Linked DNA regions of Homo sapiens: region 2 is linked to region 1. The links are chromatin loops, found by intact Hi-C in ENCODE. Cell type or tissue: endothelial cell of umbilical vein. All regions are shown on one strand. Each heading gives the region's core, and the rest is flanking DNA. Links, peaks and the distances in the headings are about the cores only.

Region 1 (10,359 bases), core at 3,337-7,336:
CACGCCGAAAACATGGTGACATCCTCCCGTGGCCATGAGGCTCCACATGACCTGGCCCCTCTTATTTCTCTGACCTCACTTCTCACCTGGTTCACCCACCACCCGCTTGATCTTCCTGGAATACATCAGACACACCTCCAACCTTTGGTGTATCCCTGGCTGCTCCCCTGCCTGGGACCCCCTTCACGCCAGGTACCTGCACAGCTTACTGCCTTCTTCCTTTTCAAATATTACTTTCTCAAAGAAGCCCACCTTGATCACATCTTCACCATTCCATCTTCCTTCCCCTCCACCCTTTCCGTCCCTTTTTTTTTTTTTTTTGAGACAGGGTCTTGCTCTGTTGCCCAGGCTGGAGTGCAGTGGCTCAAACACAGCTTACTGCAGCCTCAGCCTTCCTGGCTCAAGCCGTCCTCCTACCTCAGGCTCCTGAGTAGCTGGGACCACAGGTGCACACCACCATGCCCGGTTATTTTTGGGTTTTGTTAGAGATGGGGCCTTGCTATGTTGTCCAGGCTGGTCTTGAATTCCTGAGCTCAAGCAATCCTCCTGCCTCAGCCTCCCAAAGTGCTGGGATTACAGGCATGAGCCACCACACCTAGTCCCCAGCAATACCATTGATCCTGCTCAACATTTTCTTTTCTCCATTGCTCTAATCTCCTAGCAATCTATAAAATTCTATGATCTTCTTATTGTTGCATCAGTCAGAACAGGCCAGGTTATACTGCTGTAACATACACTGCAAACCCCAAAATCTCAGTGATGTAAAAAAATGTTTATTTCTCACTCATGCTTCATGACTCAGGGATCTATACTGATTAAACAGACTTCATTTTAAATATTTCCAGTTCTCATGCCTGGGGCAGAGGGAAAGCTCTAGGGGGCCTCTCACCAGCAATTAAACGCTCAGCCCTGAAGTATGGCATCACCACTCCTCACAATTCATTGGCCAGAACTGGTCACATGATTTCAGCCAACCATAAGAGAAGCAGGAAGTAAAATTGTACCATGACTGGGCTCCATGGCTCAAGCCTGTAATCCCAGAATTTTGGGAGGCCAAGGTAGGAGGATCGCTTGGGCTCAGGAATTCAAGACTAGCCTGAGCAACATAGCAAGGCCTCACCACTACTTAAAAAAAAAAAAAAAAAAAGAAAAGAAAATTTAAAAATTTGTGGGTTTTTTTGTTTGGTGTTTTTTTTTGTTGTTGTTTGCAGTTTTTTTGTTTGTTTGTTTGTTTTTTGTTTTTTTAGGTGGAGTCTCGCTGCAGTGCCCAGGCTGGAGTGCAATGGCACAATCTTGGCTCACTGCAACCTCCGCTTCCCAGGTTCAAGTGATCCTCCTGCCTAAGCCTCCCAAGTAGCTGGGACTAAAGGTCCATGCCCAGCTATTTTTTTGTGTGTTTTTAGTCTACCATATTGACCAGGCTAGTCTCGAACTCCTGACCTCAGGTGGCCCACCTGCCTTGGCCTCCCAAAGTGCTGGGATTACAGGCATGAGCTGAGCCACCATGCCCAGCCAAAAAAAATTTTCTACTAATTAAAGAAAAATTAAAAATCCTACCATGTACCAAGAAGGGGGAGTATTTGAAATATTTAGAGAACAGCACTAATGACTACTACAGTTTGTCCATTTTTATCACTTGTCTTCCCCCTTTAAAAGGTAAACTACACAAAAGCAAGTATCCCCAGCACCTAGAACAGTGCCTAGCACATAGGAGGTGCTCAGTAAATATTTTTTTTAGTAAGTGGATGGATTACATTATTATATTCACATCTGGAATTGAAAGTTAAGAGCTAATGTAAACTCCTTTTTTTTTTCTTTTTGAGACAAGGTCTCGCTCTGTCACCCAGGTTGGAGTGTAGTGGTGTGATCATGGCTCACTGCAACCTCAGCCTCTTGGGCTCAGTGGATCCTCCCACCTCAGCCTCCTGAGTAGCTGGGACTACAGGCACGCACCACCACACCTGGCTAATTTTGGGTGGGGGGCGGGGCGGGGGTTGTTAGAGACAGGGTCTTGCTATGTTGCCCAGGCTGATCTCAATCTGCTGGGTTCAAGCGATCCTCCTGCCTTAGCTTCCCAAAGTGCTGGGATTACAGGCGTGAGCCACTGCCTCTGGCCAAAGCCCAATTAAACATATACACTGCAAACATGAAGGACATGTTCTTAATCTATTCCTGTGGTGTTCTTGAAGCCCATGAAATTGATTTCAAAAAAATTTTTAAGAAGGGGTCTTGTAACGTTCACCAGGCTCTCAAAGATACCTCTAAAACAGATCAGAAACAAGTGATCCACTTTGGGAGGCCAAGATGAGTGGATCACTTGAGGCCAGAAGTTCAAGACCAGCCTGGCCAACGTGGTGAAACCTTGTCTCTACTAAAAATACAAAAATTAGCTGGGTGTGGTGGCTCATGCCTGCAGTCTCAGCACTTTGGGAGGCCATGGCGGGAGGCTCAGTTGAGGCCAGGAGCTCAAGACCATCCTGGCCAACATGGTGAAACCCCATCTCTATTAAAAATACAAAAATTCGCCGGGGTTGGTGGTGCACGCCTGTAATCCCAGTACTTGAGAGACTGAGGCACGAGAATCGTTTGAACCGGGAGGCGGAGGCTGCAGCGAGCCGAGATCGTGCCCCTGCACTCCAGCAACAGAGATCCTGTCTGGAAAAAAAAAAAAGTGTTTAATTAGTTGGGTATGATGATGCACACCTATGATCCCACCTACTCGAGAGGCCGAGGTGGGAGGATTGCTTGAGCCCAGGAGGATGAGGCCGTAGTGAGTTGTGATTGCGTTACAGTACCCTAGCCTCGGAAACAGGGTGAGACTCTGTCTCAGAAAAAAAAAAAAAAGATAACAGTTGAGTCATTTCACCTGTTCGTGCCTCAGTCTCCTCGTCTATGCAGCAGACCTGGGGCGGGGATCAGCTAACAGGTGCTGGCTATACCGGCAGGTGATTCCCGAAAGCTGGACCCACTCAGGGAAGGTGCGACGCGCTTACCTGTGCAGCCAGCGCGCCATCTAGTGGACGCAGTGGGCAGTCAGCGCAGCTCCCCACACACCTGCCCCTCCTGACTCCCAGGCTACCGCTAGGGCTCAGGAAGGTTTGACGGACTCCAGTTCTATGAAACCGTAGCGCAAGGCAGGCCCCTTAGCCTTCCCTGCAGGGGAGAGTGGAACTCCAGGGCTGCTGCCTGTCACGATCCTCTCCTTTCGTCCATCCACAACTCTGATATAGCACACTCAGGAAGAATAAGACTGGACAGGTGTGGAGAGGGAGAAATTGACTTAGCACACTATTTATTTATTTATTTTGAGACAGTGTTCGAGATCAGCCTGGGCAATATGATGAAACCCTGTTTCTACTAAAAATACAAAGATTAGCCGGGCGTGGTGGTGCACACCTGTAATCCCAGCTACTCAGGAGACTGAGGCAGGAGAATCGCTTTAACCTGGGAGGCAGAGGTGGCAGTGAGCCGAGATCACACCATTGCATTCCAGCCTGGGTTACAGAGTGAGACTCCATCTCAATAAATAAATAAATAAATAAAATTATATATATACACATATACACATATATACATATATACATATATATACATATATATATACACATATATACATATATACATATATATATACACATATATATAGAAAGAGAGAGAGAGAGAGAATAAAATGTACAATTCAGCCAGGTAAGGTGGCTCACGCCTGTAATCCCAGCACATTGGGAGACCAAGGCAGAAGGATTGCTTGAGTCAAGGCATTTGAGACCAGCTTGGGCAACACAGTGAGACCTCATGTCTACAAAGAATCAAAAAATTAGCCAGGCACAGTAGTGTGCACCTGTGGTCCTAGGTACTAGAGAGGCTGAGGTGAGAGGATCGCTTGAACCTAGGAGTTTAAGACCAGCCTGGGCAACATAGCAAGACCTCAGATTTGCAAAATATTTTTAAAATGAGCTGGGCACAGTGCTGCACACTTGTGGTCCCAGCTACTCTGGAGGCTGAGGCAGGAGGATCACTTGAGCCCAGGAGGTTGAGGTTGCAGTGAGCTATGATCACACCGCTGCACTCCAACCTGGGCGACAGAGTGAGACTCTGTCTCAAAAAATAAATAAACAGATAGATAAGTAAATCAGTAAAATAAAATGTACAATTCAGGGAGATCCAGTACATTCACAATGTTGTACAATCCTCACCTCTGACTAGTTCAAAACCTTTTCACCACCCTAGAAGGAAATCCCATCACCTCTCTTGTTGTATAACCAAGAGTTACATGACCCCGAAGAAAATGACAAAATCCAGGCCCCATGGGGGCCCTGGGTTTACATGGGGGAGACTGGTTTCAGTTTGCTATCCAGCGAGGGAGGCAGGCACAGGGCTAGGGGTTGAATGAGCTCTCCGGGGCTAAAAAGCCGCCCCTACCTTCCCCGGGTAGGGTATGTCTATTTTTTTTTTTTTTTTTATGAGACAGAGTTTCACTCTTGTCGCCCAGGCTGGAGTACAGTGGTGCGATCCTGGCTCACTGCAACCTCCGCCTCCTGGGTTCAAGAGATTCTCCTGCCTCAGCCTCCTGAGTAGCTGGGATTACAGGCATGTACCACCCACACCTGGCTAATTTTTATGTTTTTAGTAGAGATGGAGTTTCACCATGTTAGCCAGGCTGGTTTCGAATGCCTGACCTCAAGTGATCCACTCGCCTCGGCCTCCCAGAGTGTGGGATTACAGGTGTGAGCCACCACGCCTGGCCAGTAGGATATGTCTTTTAGCTGAGACATACAGTAATAGGAGGCAGAGTATTTATTAGAAGATCCTCTGGTTGGATTATAAAAGTTAGAGACATGGAGGAGATAAGAACACAACCTCAAAGTAAGGGCAACCTTTCCCTACAGTAGCCAAGGACACACCTTCCTCCGCTACAGAACAATCCCCAGCGATTTTCTCACCCTGAGATTCTCCGGTCCCTCCACAAACATGTCATCATAGGAAGTTAATACCTATGATCCTGGTGTCCTTCACCTTTTCCACAAAGCCCAGCCTGGGTGGTGGAGTTTATCTCCAAGACAAACAGAGCTGCCCCTGTGTCTATGACTGCTTGTATTTGCTGATGACGTCACATCCGTCCTGGGCTGCCTGATCCAAGTGACTCAAGGGTGAGTCTCTGGTCATAGTGAGTCATGCCTCAACCCACCCTGGCAGACAAGGACGTGGCTCCAGGGGAGACCTGGTCCTCAGAGAGCTAAGCTAGGGTGAAACCCTACAGAGGAGGTGTGGCTGCTGATATAAAGGCTGCTGATGAAGGGACATCTCAGATCCCCAGACCCATACCCAGTACCCTGCAGGCTCTGTCTATACCATGTGGGTAAAACTCACAGTGTCTCATTCCCATTTTGCCAATAAGCAGGGGGAAAGGCTCAATGTGGAGAAACATCTTACCAGGACACACAGCAAGAAAGTGACAGCAGGGTTTGCTTACCGTCTGGTAGCAGAGGCAGCAAAATCAGACCAACAGCAATAATTTCAAAAGACCAGTGGAGGAAGGGTGTTCCATGGGAGAGGTGGGCAAAGCCAGCTTGTAAAGCATCGATCAGAACACTGAGGTTTCGGAAGTGTGAGTCCAGATTCCAGCAGCCTGACCCGGGATTCCTCCGAAGCAACGATCTCCAAATGGTAGCCTGGGAGCTTGGGTGGCCTGTGGGGTTTCTTCCAAGCTTCCCTGGTCACCTAGCCTATCTGTGACTCAGGCATTTCTCTACCATTGTGAGGCAGAGAAATGGGCCAGCAGAAATAAATCAAAGTCAGGGGTGGTGGCATGCAGCTGTGGTTCCAGCTACTCAGGAGGATCGCTTGAGCCCAGGAGTTCAAAGCCGCTGGGAGTTATGATGGTGCCATAGTACTCCAGCCTGGGCAACAGAGTAAGACTGCATGTATCATAAAATAAAATAAAATAATTAAATAAATTAAATAGTAAGAAAATTCATTCAAGAAAGTTTACTCTGCTGGCTGGGAGCGGTGGTGCATGCCTATAATCCCAGCACTTTGGGAGGCCAAGGTGGGCGGATCACCCGAGGTCAAGAGTTCGAGACCAGACTGGCCAATATGGTGAAACCCCGTCTCTACTAAAAATACAGAAAAATTAGCTGGGTGTGGAGGCAGGCGCCTGTAATCCCAGCTACTTAGGAGGCTGAGGCAGGAGAATCGCTTGAACCCAGGAGGCGGAGGTTGCAGAGAGCCAAAATCATGCCACTGCACTCCAGCCTGTGTGACAGAGTGAGACTCTGTCTCAAAAATAAAAAAAGAAAGAAAGTTCACTCTGTTTAAAAAAAAAAAAAGGTAGCTAAACTTGAAATGCATTTGCATGGTAGTTGCACAACCTTTGAGGGGGTGTGGAAATTACACGTGACTTGACCAACCAGACTGAATGTGGGGGGTGAAAGACCAGGCCAGAAAACTTCAGCATGAGCTGCAATTTCTGTTGACAGCAGAGATCAAAGGCAGCCTTGAAGGGGAAGGAGGGGACAGCCGATGCAGGCAGTGACTTTCCCTCGACCTCCACTCAGGCAGCCCTGGCTGCTACTCCGACTCACCTGAAGTCACACCTGGTAGGTGGCAGCCACATCTTTGGGGAAATGCCCCCAAGGAAAACCGTGGCCTCTCACCACTCCCACAAGGTCATCTGGAGCACTGCTCCCTCCAACTCCTATTGACCAGGACAGAGGGAGCTGGGGACATGACCGTGATGTGACTTACTCCAAGTCACAGGGGATGTTATCACTGAGACATGAAGTGAATTCCCCAGACCTACTGTTTTCCCACCAGGATGAGGACACTGTCTTTGCATTTCTGTCCCGTTTCAAGGAGTCCTCAGGAACCGAGGCCACAGCCTCCAGCTGCTCAGAATTGGGAAGGGGGTTTCCTGTTGTAGCCAATGTCAGGCTTATCAGGGCCTGGAAACATCTCCAGGCAAAAATATGACCTCTTTGTCCTAGCTGCTGTGCCTATGAGGAGGAAGAATCCATTGATTCTAGACTCAGGAGTCTATTCAACAAGCAAACAGCAGTCAGAGCTGAGGGGAAAATGCACACGCCCACATATTTCACCTGTTAGTGTCAATATCCAAATGTTTCAAAACCAAATAAGATCTAAATGACTTTCTGGCCGGGCGCAGTGGCTCACGCCTGTAATCCCAGCACTTTGGGAGGCTGAGGCGGGCGGATCACGAGGTCAGGAGATCGAGACCATCCGGGCTAACACAGTGAAACCCCGTCTCTACTAAAAATACACACAAAAAAATTAGCTGGGTGTGGTGGCGGGCGCCTGTAGTCCCAGCTACTCCAGAGGCTGAGGCAGGAGAATGGCGTGAACCCGGGAGGCGGAGCTTGCAGTGAGCCGAGATCGTGCCACTGCACTCCAGCCTGGGCAACAGAGCGAGACTCTGTCTCAAAAAAAAAAAAAAAGATCTAAATGACTTTCTGTCATTTTGCCATGAGTAAACAGCCAAAATCTCAGCTCCTTTTGTGTTCAGAAGAAAGCCTTTGCTAGAAGAAAAAGAATCTTGGCCAGGGACAGTGGCTTACGTCTGTATTCTCAGCACTATGGGAGGCCAAGGTGGGAGGATCGCTGGAGTTCAAGACCAGCATGGCCAACATAGTGAAACCCCGTCTCTACTAAAAATACAAAAATTACCCAGGCATGGTGGCACGCGCCTGTAATCCCAGCTACTCGGGAGGCTGAGGCAAGAGAATTGCTTGAACACGGGAGGTGGAGATTGTGGTGAGCTAAGATCACATTACTGCACTCCAGCCTGGGCGACAGAGTGAGACTGTGTCTCAAAAAAATATATACATATATATTTTACATATAAAAAATATATACATATACACATATATATACACACACACACATATATATATGACCAACTCTTGATGTCAGAAAAATATATTATTATTATGCATTTATGTATTTTGAGACAAAGTCTTGCTCTGTTGCCCAGGCTGGAGTGCAGTGGTGGGATCCTGGCTTACTGCAGCCTCAACCTCCTGGGCTCAGTGAATCCTCCCACCTCAGCCTCCCAAGTAGCTGGGACTACAGGCATGTGCTACCCCATCTAGCTAATTTTTGTAGAGACAGGCTTTCACTGTGTTGCCCAGGCTGGTCTTAAACTCCTAGGCTTAAGCAATCCACCCTCCTCGGCCTCCCAAAGTGCTGGGATTACAGGCATGAGCTACCACAACAGGTTAAGAATTTTTTGAAAAAGAGAAATGATCTAAGAATTATTTGCTCCATTGCAAGCCCAAAGATAATCATCATTTTAGCTGATAATAATGCATGAATACTATTCAAGGATTTCTGAGGATATTGTCAATGTTATTTTGTGGGAAGTCTTGCAGTAACAGTGACTCAAAAGCAAAGTGATTTCTCTAGACAAGGTTCCTATTTTCCAACCTTGAAAAATGATTCTGAAATTTATTTCTTAGAAGAGTGGGTGTAAAATGATGTTCTTTGATTACGTTGAAACGAAAGTGCTTTTGGAAAGTGGCCTAAGGACATAAATTCACAGACAATAGGTTTTTCAAGAGCACCCCAATTTTAATAACATTTCCCTCCTTTGGTCTCCATAATCATACTGGAATTTGGCAGCCCGTGATCTTTCATTTTATCTCAAAATATGGTCATCCCCAAAATGAAAAAATTTAAATGTATGAAAAGTCTCAGGAGAACATTTCTCACCATTTGAATTTTTTTCACTTGAAGATTTGTTCTGTGTGTATATGTTGAATTCAACACAATGGCAAATTCTCCCAGGTTTTAAGAACAGTATAGGTCATTTGGGAATGTTTTAGATGAAAGGAACAGAAAACTCCATGCTCACAGATGCTGTGAGAGGCTCAGGATGTGTCTCTCCACTCGGCCAATCTCAACTTGATGATGCTTGGTCTTGTTTGTTGCTCAGAGCAGCTTACAAGATGTTGGTTACTTCTTGCATGATATCATCATATCTGCTTACTCGCCCTCCTCTCTCTCCCCCTCCCTCTCCTTCATTCCTTCATTCCTTCCTCTCCTTTCTTTCTTTCCTTTTTTTTTTTTTTCGAGACAGAGACAGAGTCTCACTCTGTTGCCAGGCTGGAGTGCAATGGCGTGATTTCGGCTCATTGCAACCTCTGCCTCCCAGGTTCAAACGATTCTCCTGCCTCAGCCTCCCAAGTAGCTGGGATTACAGGCACACACCACCACACCCAGCTAATTTTTGTATTTTTAGTAGAGACGGGGTTGGCCAGGATGGTCTTGATCTCTTGACCTCGTGATCCGCCCACCTCGGCCTCCCAAAGTGCTGAGATTACAGGCCTGAGCCACTGTGCCCAGGCTTTCTTTCTTTTTCTTTCCTTTCATTCCCTCTCCTTCCTTCCTTTTTTCTCTCTCCCTTCCTCCCTCCCTCCCTTCCTTCATTCCTTCCTCGCTTTTCTTCCTTTTCTTTCTTTCCTTTCTTTCTCTCTTTCTTCCTTGCTTCTTCTTTCCCTTCCTTCCTCCCTTTCCTTTCCTTTCCCTTCCCTTCCCTTCTCTTTTCTTCCTTCCTTCCTTCCTCTCTCTCTCTTTCTCTCTTTCTTTCTTTCTGACATAGTCTCGTTCTGTTGCCCAGGATGCAGTACAGCAGCACAATCACAGCTCACTGCAGCCTCGAACTCCTGAACTCAAGCAATCTTCCTGCCTCATCTTTCCAAGTAGCTGTGACTACAGGTGCTTGCCACCACACCTGCCTATTTTTTTTTCTTTGTAGAGATGGGGTCTTGCTATGTTGCCCAGGCTGGTCTCAGACTCCTGGGCTCAAGCGATCCTCCTGCCTCAGCCTCCCAAAGCATAGGGATTGCAGGCGTGAACCCCTGCACCCAGCCCACATGTGCTTTCTAGGAAGTTATGAGGAGGGCAAAAAAAAACAAAGACTTCCTGAAAAAAAAAAAGAGAGAAAGAAAGAGAGAGAGGAAGGAAGGAAGGAAGGAAGGAAGGAAGGAAGGAAGGAAGGAAAAGCCTTCCAGAACCTCCACTATTTCACTTTTCAGCCTTCTCAGTAGACCTTTGTCTCCTTGTCTCCTTCGTTTCCTTTGTCTCTGGCCAGAATGTGTCTGTTTTGCTGCTCCTGCCTGCAAGGAAACCAGAAAACCAGGGTTCTATCTCTCTGCCCCCTGTTGTAGAAAAAAGGGGCAGAGGCCGGGCACAGTGGCTCATGCCTGTAATCCCAGCGCTTTGGGAGGCTGAGGCAGGTGGATCACCTGAGGTCAGGAGTTCAAGACCAGCCTGGCCAACATGGTGAAACCCTGTCTCTACTAAATTAACAAAAATTAGCTGGACCTGTTGGTGGCGCCTGTAGTC
Region 2 (4,000 bases), core at 1-4,000, 64 kb after region 1:
GGAGAAACTGATTTCTATGTCTGAAACCAATCTTAGAGTAAAATTCCAAATAAATGCTTTTCTCCAAAATTACACTAACCAGGCTGGGTCTCTATCATACATCTTCAATACCCTCAAACCTAGATTGTAAAGTGAAAAAAGTGTATTAGCAGCTTCCATTTGTTCATCTGTCACTCACATTCTTAGGGCATTTTAAGGATGAGCAACCTTTGTTTCAGAAAGGGTAAGTAATTTGCCCCTGGAGGTTACATAGTTATAATTTAGTCTTCAGAATCAGTTCGAAGGGGGCAGTACTATTTTTAAGATAATTAGAACCCACCTTGTAGCAATAAAAGTTTTCTTGTCTTTGCCAAAAAAGAAAAAGTAGAGCATTCAGTTATTTTTTCAGACAATTGTGTTGCTTTTTGGAATGATAATATATTTCAAATTTCATATATTCTCTCCTGGCAACAAATAGGTTGGTTGGTTGTGGCTCAAAATGCCTTTTTCAATAGAAAAATTAAGCACTGCCATCAAAGGACCAGGCTCCTAGTCCACCTCACACAACTCCTAACTAAGAATGTTGCAGACCTGGAGTGCTGGAGAAGAACTAGCTCAGAAAAGATTTCTGGCTGGAGAGGATGTATCTTCTTTTTTTATATTTATTTTTGAGACAATATCTGGCTGTGTCACCCAGAGTAGAATGCAGTGTCATGATCTCGGCTCACTTGCAACCTCCGCCTCCTGGGCTCAAGCGATCCTCTCACCTCAGCCTCCCAAGTAGCTGGGACTGCAGGCACACTCCACCATGCCTGGCTAATTTATGTATTTTTTTTTTTTTTTGTAGAGGCGGGGTTTTACCATGTTGCCCAGGCTGGTCTCAAACTCCTCCCACCTCAGCCTCCCAAAGGGCTGGGATTACAGGTGTGAGCCACCGTGCCCAGGCAAAGCCCTAGTTCAACGTTAGGAACGCATCCACTCTGAAACTGGCATCAGGAGCAAGCTGAGCCTTCTCTGGACTTTCAGCACCTGCTGCTGAAGGTTCCCCGGGGCTGGTCAGAGACGAGGATCTCATGGGGCTGTCCCTTGGCTGGAGGGCCTCCACCCCGGCACCACTCTCAACACAGGTCTTACCTCCTGAGAGCCACACCTGCCACAGCCCAAACCTTCCTGCAGCCAGAAGGGACCAGGGGGTGTTTGGAAGAAAACTTGTGTTGCTTCCTCCTTTCCTTGTCTAAGTGACGATTTTGTGTGTCACCTTTTGTGTCTAGCTATGATCCTGGCAGGAAAAGCCTACTACGATGGAGTGGCCAAGATCGGTGAGATTGCCACTGGGTCCCCCGTGTCAACTGAACTGGGTGAGCGATCTGTCCCTTTATACATAAACCCCACTTGTCATCCTGTGAACCCCAAGAGAAACGCGTGGGATGGCCCAGTCCAGAACAGAGGAGAGATCTGGGCCAGCATGCTGTGGTTCTACTTCACCGCGGTCTGTGGAAATTGATGCTTAGTCGTAGGGTGGGCTGGGACTGGTGCCGGAGGGCGAGTGGAGGCCTTGTTTTCTGGCCAGCCTCCCTGTTCTCCTAGGAACTTGAGCTTTTGCCCTGGGTGCCTGGGCTCTCACCCTTCCCGCTGGGAGTTTGACCTACATTCCTGATGGGCGAGCCGGGCCTCCTGGGGCCTCGGGCTGTGGCCAGAGTGTTTCCTGTGACTCACCTAGTAGAAAATCCGACTCCTTTACATTGCTCTCTTGGCCCTTGCCTCTTCCCTGGTTGCTTTCAGCTGTGATTTTTCCGGTTCTGCTGGTATGAATCGCTCTCCTGTGCAGGCAGAGAGGGCGGTTACACCCTGGGCAGTGCCCGCTGCCGAGGGGATCTGGGCTTCTGTTTATAGAACACTTCACTGTCGGGGGTTAGGGAAAGGTGGGCTTTTAAAACGGCCCCACACAGCACTCTCATTTAAAAAACTTGTTGAATATGTTTTATTGTACAAAGGGTAAAATTTCTGGCTTAACCGGAGGAAAATCATGGTAAAGTGTGTGCGTATTTAAAGAAAAGTGCATCCATGTCCAGTTAAGAAGTAGGAAGGGGAAGCAGAGGAGTGGGGGCATCACCAAGGGAAGGTGCGGGCAAGTCACATGGTTTCTCGATGGGGTTGGCCTGAGGGTTTTTAGGATTGTTTGGGAAGCTCTTAACTGACCCATAAAAGACAGGGACAAATGAGAGGCCTGACAGTGGAGTTGAGGAGCTGGGCTGTTGGGTGCAGAGGCGATCTGGGTCCTCACAGTCTCCGTATAAAGCCATAGGCACACGGTAGACCATATGCTGGAAGTGATGCCTTGTTAGTGAATAAGTCAGTACTGCGAGAAAGCGATCTATGTATTTTTTAATTTTTTATTTTATTTTATTTTATTTTATTTTATTTTATTTTATTTTATTGAGACAGAGTCTTGCTCTGTCACCCAGGCTGGAGTGCAGTGGCACGATCTCGGCTCACTGCAACCTCTGCTGCCCAGGTTCAAGCAATTCTCCTGCCTCAGCCTCCTAAGTAGCTGAGACTACAGATGCCCGCCACCACGCCTGGCTAATTTTTTTGTATTTTTAGTAGAGACGGGGTTTCGCCATGTTGGCCAGGCTGATCTCGAACTCCTGACCTCAGGTGATCCTCCTGCCTCAGCCTACCAAAGTACTGAGATTACAGGTGTGAGCCACCGCGCCCAGCCATAATATTATTTATATATATAAAAATATATATAATATACATATATAAATATATGTATATTATAAATATACATATAATATACATATATAAATATATATGTATTTATAATATTAATATACATATATTTATAATATAAATATATGTATATTTATAAATATATGTGTATTTATAATATAAATATATGTGTATTTATAATGTAAATATGTATATTTATAATATAAATATGTATGTATATATATTTATATATAATATAAATATATTTATAATATATATATTATGTATATTTATAATATACATAATATAAATATATGTGTATATATATAAATATATAAATATATTTATATATTTATATATATTTTAGGGGGTCTCTCTGTGTTGGCCAGGTTGGTCTTGAACTCTTGGCCTCTAGGATTCCCCCTGCCTTGGCCTCTCAAAGTGCTAGGATGACTGGCCTCACCCAGCCCAGTACTGCTATATTTAATAGACTCAGTTACATGCAGAAGTTTTCCAAAATCCTGCTTGTGCCCTGGTTGGTGCCATAATCCTGCATGTGCCAGCGAGGACTGAACTGTAGTAACTCTGTTCTAAGCACAATGAATTTAATAAAATACGGAGGCTGCCGGATGTAGACAGAAGCAGACAGCAAAACCTAGGATATTTGGGGGAGTCGTTGAGATGATTATAGGGTTCCAAAAATAGCATGAATAAAAAGAAACATCCTATTGGTGTCATGCATCAGAAAGAAAACATGTGTGACCCTTACATTAAAACATATGGTGCTCTGACTCACCACACCCAGTTTGCCTTTTTAATGTTTTATGGGTCCTGCCACTGTTTAAATAAGACTTCTGCTCCACACCTTACTTGAGTCAGTCGTGAGTTCCTAATGTTGAAACAGCTATTTCCACAGCAACGATGTTGGTATAAACAACACAGGCTTAGAACTTTCATTTCAGTGAGGAAAGTATTTTGTGATGGTGAAATTTCTTTCATGTGCATGTATATATCTATGGGGTATTTTTTGTTTTTGTTTTTTTGAGACGGAACCTCACTCCATCACCTAGGCTGGAGTGCAGTGGCGTGATCTTGGCTCCCTGCAGCCTCTGCCTCCAGGGTTCAAGCAATTCTCATGCCTCAGCCTTCTGAGCAACTGGGATTACAGGTGCCCACCACCATACCCGGCTAATTTTCATATTTTTAGTAGACACATGGTTTCACCATCTTGGCCAGGCTGGTCTCAAACTCCTGACCTCGGGTGACCCACCCGCCTACGCCTCTCAAAATGCTAGGATTACAGGTG

Evidence for each region. Hi-C counts contacts between places; a loop is a spot of excess contacts. Peaks named below come from ENCODE experiments on the same cell type or tissue, not always from the same donor. Only the 100,000 strongest peaks of a DNase experiment are listed, where the experiment ranks them.
Region 2: a loop joins it to region 1, with 9 times the contacts of the local background. A loop is called at or near these places in 10 of 110 quality-filtered maps.

What each region holds. Positions count from the first base shown.
Region 1 is chr7:98,413,848-98,424,206 of GRCh38, reverse strand. No RefSeq gene overlaps it. Among named protein-coding and RNA genes, the nearest start is that of BAIAP2L1, 18 kb to the right of the region's middle. RefSeq lists a silencer at 5,125-5,285 and an enhancer at 4,655-5,854. In endothelial cell of umbilical vein, for the core only: no CTCF peak of the experiment used is centred there; a DNase peak (open chromatin) is centred at 5,146; H3K27ac peaks cover 1,596 bases.
Region 2 is chr7:98,352,379-98,356,378 of GRCh38, reverse strand. BAIAP2L1 (BAR/IMD domain containing adaptor protein 2 like 1) reads left to right here. Exons shown (of 14, transcript NM_018842.5): 3 at 1,251-1,337. Among named protein-coding and RNA genes, the nearest start is that of BAIAP2L1, 47 kb to the left of the region's middle. In endothelial cell of umbilical vein, for the core only: no CTCF peak of the experiment used is centred there; a DNase peak (open chromatin) is centred at 1,708; H3K27ac peaks cover 548 bases.